Regions from separate parts of the Homo sapiens genome. Here regions 1 and 2 are each linked to region 3. Evidence: chromatin loops called from intact Hi-C (ENCODE). Cell type or tissue: IMR-90. All regions are shown on one strand. Region 1 overlaps FLT1 (fms related receptor tyrosine kinase 1). Region 2 overlaps FLT1 (fms related receptor tyrosine kinase 1). Region 3 overlaps FLT1 (fms related receptor tyrosine kinase 1).

Region 1 (2,500 bases), 140 kb before region 3:
CAGCCTCCTGAGTAGCTGGGACTACAGGCACGCGCCACTACAGCTGGCTCATTTTTGTATTTTTAGTAGAGACAGGGTTTCGCCATGTTGGCCAGGCTGGTCTCGAACTCCTGACCTCAGGTGACCCACCCACCTCAGCCTCCCAAAGCACTGAGATTACAAGCGTGAGCCACCACACCCAGCCTATTCTAACTTCTATAATAAATATATAGGAGCTGAATTATCTCCTAACTTCTGTGATAAATTTATAGAAGCTGAATTCCCTCCCATGGGTTAGTGAGGAATCTTTTTTTTTTTTTTAAGATTCTTTTTGTTCTTGGATTTCAGGAATTTTAATGGTAGCAACACCTTTGACCCAACCTCCAACTGCATCCATCTATCAGGTACTATAAATTCCAATCCCACTCACTAGGGCTGCTGATAGTAACCAACAAGTAGATACAGCTGAAACCAGATATAACCTTGTGTATTTCTCTACATTTACAACCCCAGTATAACTGCCAGTTAAAACAGCCTTTTCTCTCTATCTGGACATAATCTGGGTTATTTTCAGTTGCTAGACATTACTTCAAATTACTTTGTCATTTATTTGGCTTAAGAAATAAACAAGTCTTGGGCCTCCTTGCTCCCACGTTAATCAATCAGAGGAGTGTACCTCGGGGCCTTGCAGCCACACTCTGTATTGAAAGACAAAGTTAGCAGACTTGACACACTTTCTCTCACCCATCAGAGACACTCAAATGGACATCAGCCAAATTCTAGCATGTGGCAACTCTGGAAAGGAAAAGAGTGATAAGAATGATCTTCAACAAGGAGACTCTCCTGAAATGGGATTATTTAAACCCACAGAGCCCCAGGGGAATTCTGGTAGAAGGATTAGCAATCTGTGATGTGGTGTGGATCACAATGATACTAGGAAGGAATGAAGCGATGGGACAGAAAGCTCATGTGTCCTATACTGGAAGAAGCATGTTTGATTATGACTAATAACTCTGGAAAGCAATGTGAGCTGAGAATGGCTCGTGATTGTGGGAAAATTATCCCATATTTCCTGCCAAGGTCACTGAGGGGTTGGGCTAGCTGCCATATAATTTAGACTTGCAGAAGGAACTCTTCCAGTGTGCCACCTGCCCTTAACTACTCTAAATGTAGTTGATTTTTTCCTCCTGTCCACAGCCATTGCTGGCTTTCTCCTGTCTCTCCAGCTTTTAACTGATTTCCAAGTTTCCTCCCCAAGCCAAATAGAACATGCTCCTGAGGCCAGTCCTTCCTCAGTGTAAGCAGAATCATTTCAAGGCCCAAGAGAAAAACAAAAGCCATTTTCCTCTCTCTGCCCCCTAAATCCCTCACCCCAGTATCATTTGCATGTAAGGAGAGGGACGATACTGTTGAATTTGGAACAACAGGCTCTCCACACCGAGAGGGACAAGCTCCAAGAACACTGGATCCACAATCTGTTTTCTTAGTTCCAACTACTAATGACTCTGGCATACACAGGAGTGAGTGGAAAACTTTCAGAAGCCACAATCCAAACATTTTGGGTAGGAGTAATTGAGGTTCCAATTGTTTTGTAGCACCAGAGGCTGGAGATTAATGGGCTTTGTGACGTCTGAGCTGGAGGAACTGGAAGGTAGGCTGCGGGAAAGCACATTTGCCTGCTGTTTATAGCATCTGCCCTACCTGGAAAACAACAGTCTTTGCTTTTCAAAAGTGAAACTTAAATGATTCCCCTAGGGCTTTCTACTCGGTCTGGACATTCCCAGGAAAATCAAAGTATGTAATTTGTGGATTTGTGCAGAGGGTTTTTTTGATCCATGGCCTTGAAGAGCACCAACTCTTTCACCGAATGTTTGATTTCACTGTTCCTTGCCACCCTCAATTATGTTCTGGATCACATATTTCTAATCCCTCAACAGTTTCATTATGTAAGCGTGCGTGTACTTGTAATGCCTCTCTCTCCGCCGCCCTTCACTTACCACTTTTGCACCTATCTCCAGACTGAGCCCTTTGAGGGAAGAGATGCAAGCACCTTTGTGTCTCCAGGGCTTAGACCAGTGTCTGCTGCTCAGAGAAGGTGCCTAATAACTGTTGCAAGAACAAACAGGTGCTGCGTGTCACCTTGTACTGTTATCTGAGCATTGCATTGGAATTATTTACTTTTGTGTCCATCTCCCTTGCTAGTCTGTGAGCAGCTGGAGGGTAGAATCCCAGGTCTAGTTTACTTTCGCATCTCTCAAAGCACAGTGTTTTTCATGTAATATGTGCTCAGTATAGGTTTATGAATCTGTTGAACAAATATCTTACCCAGTTTAAGTCTCTCCCGGGCAAACTCCCACTTGCTGGCATCATAAGGGAGCCGCTCACACTGCTCATCCAAAGGAACTTCATCTGGGTCCATTATAATTGATAGGTAGTCAGTCTTTATTTCAGAAGAAGACTGAGAAATAAAGAGATCTCAAAGTCATCGAGAAGAAAACAACTTTACAAATCCTAGATATTC
Region 2 (2,500 bases), 150 kb before region 3:
ACCGAAAAGGACCCAGGTGAAAAGGAGCTCCAGCACAGCAGTGGGAAACCAGTCCCTCAACTGGCAATCGCCTGATGAGAAATGAGAGCGTTTCACTTCTCAAAATGGATCGTGAACTAGCACAGGGGCCCTACGGTGTCCAGGAGCCTGACTACCTCTGGAGTTGCAGAGTCTATTGTGCTCTTGCCTGGGCTTCTAGACAGCATCTTAGATCAGATAAAAAAAAAAAATTAAGAGTGGTGGGTATTTACTGAATGCTTACTCTGTGTGAGCTGGTATATTAAAAGCTTTAGGTACATTTCTTGTTTAGTGTTTCCAACAATTTTACGAAGTAGTTCTTATTTATACATGGAGAAACAGGTTCAGAGAAGTAAAGTAATCAAATTCACATGCAGCTAATAAATAGCAAAGCTGGCCGGGCACAGTGGCTCACGCCTGTAATCCCAGCACTTTGGGAGGCCGAGCCAGGTGAATCACGTGAGGTCGGGAGTTTGAGATCAGCCTGACCAATATGGAGAAACCCCGTCTCTACTGAAAATACAAAATTAGCCGGGCATGGTGGTGCATGCCTGTAATCCCAGCTACTCAGGAGGCTGAGGCAGGAGAATTGCTTGAACCCAGGAGGTGGAGGTTGCAGTGAGCCGAGATCACGCCATTGCACTCTAGCCTGGCCAACGAGAGCAAAACTCCATCTCAAAAAAAAAAAAAAAAGCAAAGCTTGAACCCAGGATTGGTCGATGCCCACATCTGTGCCCTTAACCACTTTTCCATGCCACACGCCATCTTGTGAAGGATGACATCACTGAGAGGAAAGGATCCTCAGTGTGCTTGGTGCTTCACTCTGTAATCCCTAGGAGGAGTTATAAGAGAAGGCTATAGTTACCAATTTCTCAGGTTTCTTTGGGGAAGGAGGGAACATGGACATTGCTTTTTTTCTCTTCCATTTAAACAAAGATACAGTTTGATCCTAACAAGGGTAGCAATGGCCTTTCACCCTGGACTGCACATCCAAGCCCTGGTTCATTTGGCTCTTCCATTAATCATGCGATCTTGGGCAAGTCACCTTACTTTTCTGAGTTTAATTATCCTCTTCTGAAAAGCTCTATTATACTATTATTTTATGATTCATAGGAAAGGAGTTGTCAGTTCTGGGTGTTCATGGGAAACCAGAAAAGATTTTTATTGCCTTTTGTAATTCATCTAGTAACTATGACACTCTAAAACCTAGCACTTTCAGTGGCTTTATAACAAGACCATGTTTGTAGCCTAGATTCTGCTAGACAGCAATACTGAGGCAGAAGCAGAGAGGGACTGGAGTTCAGTGGTGTCCCTTGATCCATTTGCATGGTGTGGCAGTTCTAGGATTAACCCGCGTACCCCATCCTTCCTGGGCTTTTCTAGAAATGTCACAAAGCAAGAGTGATCCCTCCACTAGAGGGCACAGTGGGAGCAAGCAGAGCACTGGGAGAAAGCTTCAGGAGGGACAGCCCTAACCTAGTCTAAAAGCCAAAAGGGCACCAAGGTTCCCAGCCCCTGAAAAGAGACCTTCCGGGGTTGCAGAGGGAGGCAGGCCTCAGAGTGAATACCCACTGCCATTGCAGGTAACCCACCTGAGGGCAGGTAAAGACTTTCACTATTTGTTATTGTGTTTCCACAATGCAGTTATATTGGATTCTGTTCAGTTGGGGACTGGAATTTTATTTTTCACAAGATCCTTTGTGGGACAGAAGGCATCAGAGAAAGCGCTGGCAATAGCATGGGGAGAAAAATGCTCCACAGGCTCACTCAGGGCTCTGCATGTGAAAACTCTCCCTGGACAGCCTTCTTCCCCACGGCACCCAAAAGTCACAGCCTAGGCATGTCTCCAAGGACCAAAACTCAGGCTCTCTCACTCCCTTCCTGACTCCCAATCAATTGTATATTCAGCTTTGCTTATCAGTACCACTTTTGTTAAATAAAGGTAATTTACTGAACTCTTGGGACTCTGGCAGAATATAGTGAATTTATTACAAACCATATTTAAGGATCCCAGTTAATTTATTTGGAAAATGAAGTATTCCATTTTCAATTTAGCCTTTTGGTTTTGCCTTTCCTTTACCTTTATCTTCCAAATATGAAAGACAGCCATGGATTTTCCACAAAAACACTAAGCTCCACCAAGTTGCACAGGGAGGCAAATCATTAAATATAGCCAGAGAAGGAAGCAAACTCTTCAAAACAAAGGACGCACAAACCCAAACGTTCCATCCTGCCCAGGTCCCTAGGGTATTCTGCTGGCTTAGCTCTTCCTGAAGCCAGTCCAAAATTTCAGTACTAAGGGGAATTTGTACTGCCCTCAGCCCAAGGCACCACTTTCCACTTTTTCTTATGCTTTTTTCACCTCATTTAGTGTGGTGCACAGAAAAGGCAGTGGAGGAGGAGTCAAGAGAGCTGAGTTCTTTCACCTTCTGACTTCACCTCATGGTAGGTGTGTGTCCTTAAGCGAATCACTTGACTTCTC
Region 3 (2,500 bases):
CTTTGATTTTGCATACTGTGTTTTCAGTAGTACATAATCCTGAATGATAAATGGCCTCTTTATCTAAATAGAGATCCCTAAGTATCATGTTTCTAAAATTTGAATTTAAGATCATGAGCCTTTTACAAAGGTTGTTCGAGGTTAATTAAGCATAATTCACAATAAGAGAAAATATTCTTTCCTTAAGATGTAGCTTATTAAAGGCCGAAATCTCATAGACTAAATCTCATAGAATCTTTGGGGTTGGTGGCAAGGATGGGAGAAGGGTTAAGAATGCAATTGCAAATTTCCGGACGCTACCAACATTTTTATTTGCGATGCTTATTCTTATAGGGCTCTGAAACTTAATAAAAAAAAGTTAACTCTTAGTTCTTAACCTCTGTGTCATATCTCTATCCAAGTATTTATCAGATAATATGAAGTGGGCATTATAAGTGAATGCCTAGATTAAAGTAACCACATTAAATGGAGACTACACTACCAGCTATGCTGACAGGGCCCATGCTTTGATGAAGAGCATTATAATGTCCCATCTCCTCTCACTTCCAGAATGATGGAGAAAGGCCAGAGAGTTCATATTCCATCCACCAACAGACTAAATAGAAGATGTGAAAGTCATGGGGATTCGTATGAACTGAAAGCATATTTTTTCAGTCCCACAGTTAGCAATGATACTAATTTTTAAAATGTCAGGTTTGTCTTCCAAAACAATTGGCCTTAAATCAAGAAAGAATGTAAAGAAATGAAAGAATGTGCACATAAATACACACACACATGCACACACACACACACGCTTGCTGACACGCATGCATACACTTTTCTCTCCATGAGAACGTCAAGTTTGTTTGAGTGGTGGTGGGGAGGTTGATGTAGAACTAGAAGAGGTTTTTGGTGTGTGCTTTAATTACATTTTTCATTCAGCTTAGGCTCAGGGAAAGCTCTTTCTAGGCGGGGATTTAGAAATTGACTTGAATGTGGCAAGAGTATGAAGCTGTGACTCACTGCTGACTAATCCCTTATGCAGATAAGATTATTTGTGACTTTTACATGGGCAACTTTACAAATATGTAATATTTTATTTTAGAGTAATTGTGTTATTGGTCTTTAAGGTCCACAATAGGACTGAATGTTTAGGCAGCTGCTGTCCAGCAACATTATATTTAGTTTGTAGAAAGTTTCTAATCCTAGGAACCTGCTTTTTCCTTTAAATCTTTATAGTATATTAAACGCACTATTTTACCACACTGATTTCTTGCTTTAGAGGTTTTGCCATTCTAAGTAATCCTCAAACTATTAGATTCAATATGTGAAGTCTCTGATCTCAAAGTCTGAATAGAAAATTCAAAATAGTCACGTATATAGCATTTATGTCTTGAATCCAGGTGTCAAAAAATAAATCAAGAAATTACCTAAATGTTTAACACCAGCAACTGGAATTGGCACTTCTCCGCAATTATGTTCATTTCAATAATTCTGCTCTGGTTTGTTCATTTTAAGGCTGTCTTACAATTCATATTTTAATTGTCTGTCAATGAAACTCATAGATAGGTTTTGTAGCTCTTGGCACAAAAGACATCACAGTGTTAGCCACTGAAGTGGCCAAAGTCTAAAATCATCAAAACTTGGACAGTTTTCATCCCATCCATACATGGGTCATTGACTTTACTCATTTTTCCTTAAGCTTCAGAAAAGTTATTTACACGGAAAAAAATCTGTGTGGTTTAAAATGTTTACCAGGAAAAAATGCTCTAATAACGTCAACATTCCTACTGTCTATGTTTATGAGGGAAACATGTCTTCCGCATGCCTCTCTGAGCTTTTTACTTGACACTGCCTTCTTTGAGGGTCACAGTTTAACAGGGCACATTCATTGATCATTAGGCCTGTCACCAGGCTACCATCAGGGACCTACCCTTCCAATGACCTATAGCCATGCACAACTCCTTTTCATGTGACATCAGAGTTAATTAAGGTTGGTTTGGGAGAAATCTCCTGCTGACCAAGGAGTTACCTTTTCCCAAAAAATGCTCTACTCCTACACCGCTGGTCTGTTATTAAATGAGTTCAAAAACCACCTCCATAGAGCTGTCTAACAATATGTCATTTCAGTTTACCATACGATGTCATGAAAGTTATCTGAGCTGCCTAGGGCAAAGGTCAAGATCTGGTTGACAGGGCACGAGACATAACTCGTAAAATACTCGGTAGAGAAGTCTGGTAGACCTTCGTCTGGTTATGCAAATGGACACGAACAGAGAAAACACTCTTTACACCCTAAAAATGCATACAGGAACGTTTTGTCTGTTAGGAAGGGCTTGGACACATCTCTGTTTTCTCTATCAGTGGCAGGACACTTTTACATTTGAAGCATACTCCCCACGGGCTTATGTTCTTATCCAATGTCACTGTTTAGAGGTCTGAGAGGAAACTGAGCTCTGACGTCACGTCTTATAGAATGGATCATAATTGCCAGTAGTGTTATGCTACTCAGAAGTTGTTT

What was found. Peaks named below come from ENCODE experiments on the same cell type or tissue, not always from the same donor. Only the 100,000 strongest peaks of a DNase experiment are listed, where the experiment ranks them.
Region 1: a loop joins it to region 3, with 2.5 times the contacts of the local background. A loop is called at or near these places in 9 of 110 quality-filtered maps.
Region 2: a loop joins it to region 3, with 3 times the contacts of the local background. A loop is called at or near these places in 8 of 110 quality-filtered maps.

The regions. Positions count from the first base shown.
Region 1 is chr13:28,336,864-28,339,363 of GRCh38, forward strand. FLT1 (fms related receptor tyrosine kinase 1) reads right to left here. Exons shown (of 30, transcript NM_002019.4): 17 at 2,305-2,437. Among named protein-coding and RNA genes, the nearest start is that of FLT1, 160 kb to the right of the region's middle. In IMR-90, no CTCF peak of the experiment used is centred here; a DNase peak (open chromatin) is centred at 1,008.
Region 2 is chr13:28,322,957-28,325,456 of GRCh38, forward strand. The region is part of intron 20 of FLT1 (fms related receptor tyrosine kinase 1); the gene reads right to left. Among named protein-coding and RNA genes, the nearest start is that of FLT1, 170 kb to the right of the region's middle. RefSeq lists an enhancer at 1-472. In IMR-90, a CTCF peak has its summit at 1,436 (motif pointing right); a DNase peak (open chromatin) is centred at 1,435.
Region 3 is chr13:28,475,353-28,477,852 of GRCh38, forward strand. The region is part of intron 1 of FLT1 (fms related receptor tyrosine kinase 1); the gene reads right to left. Among named protein-coding and RNA genes, the nearest start is that of FLT1, 19 kb to the right of the region's middle. In IMR-90, no CTCF peak of the experiment used is centred here; a DNase peak (open chromatin) is centred at 999; H3K27ac peaks cover 775 bases.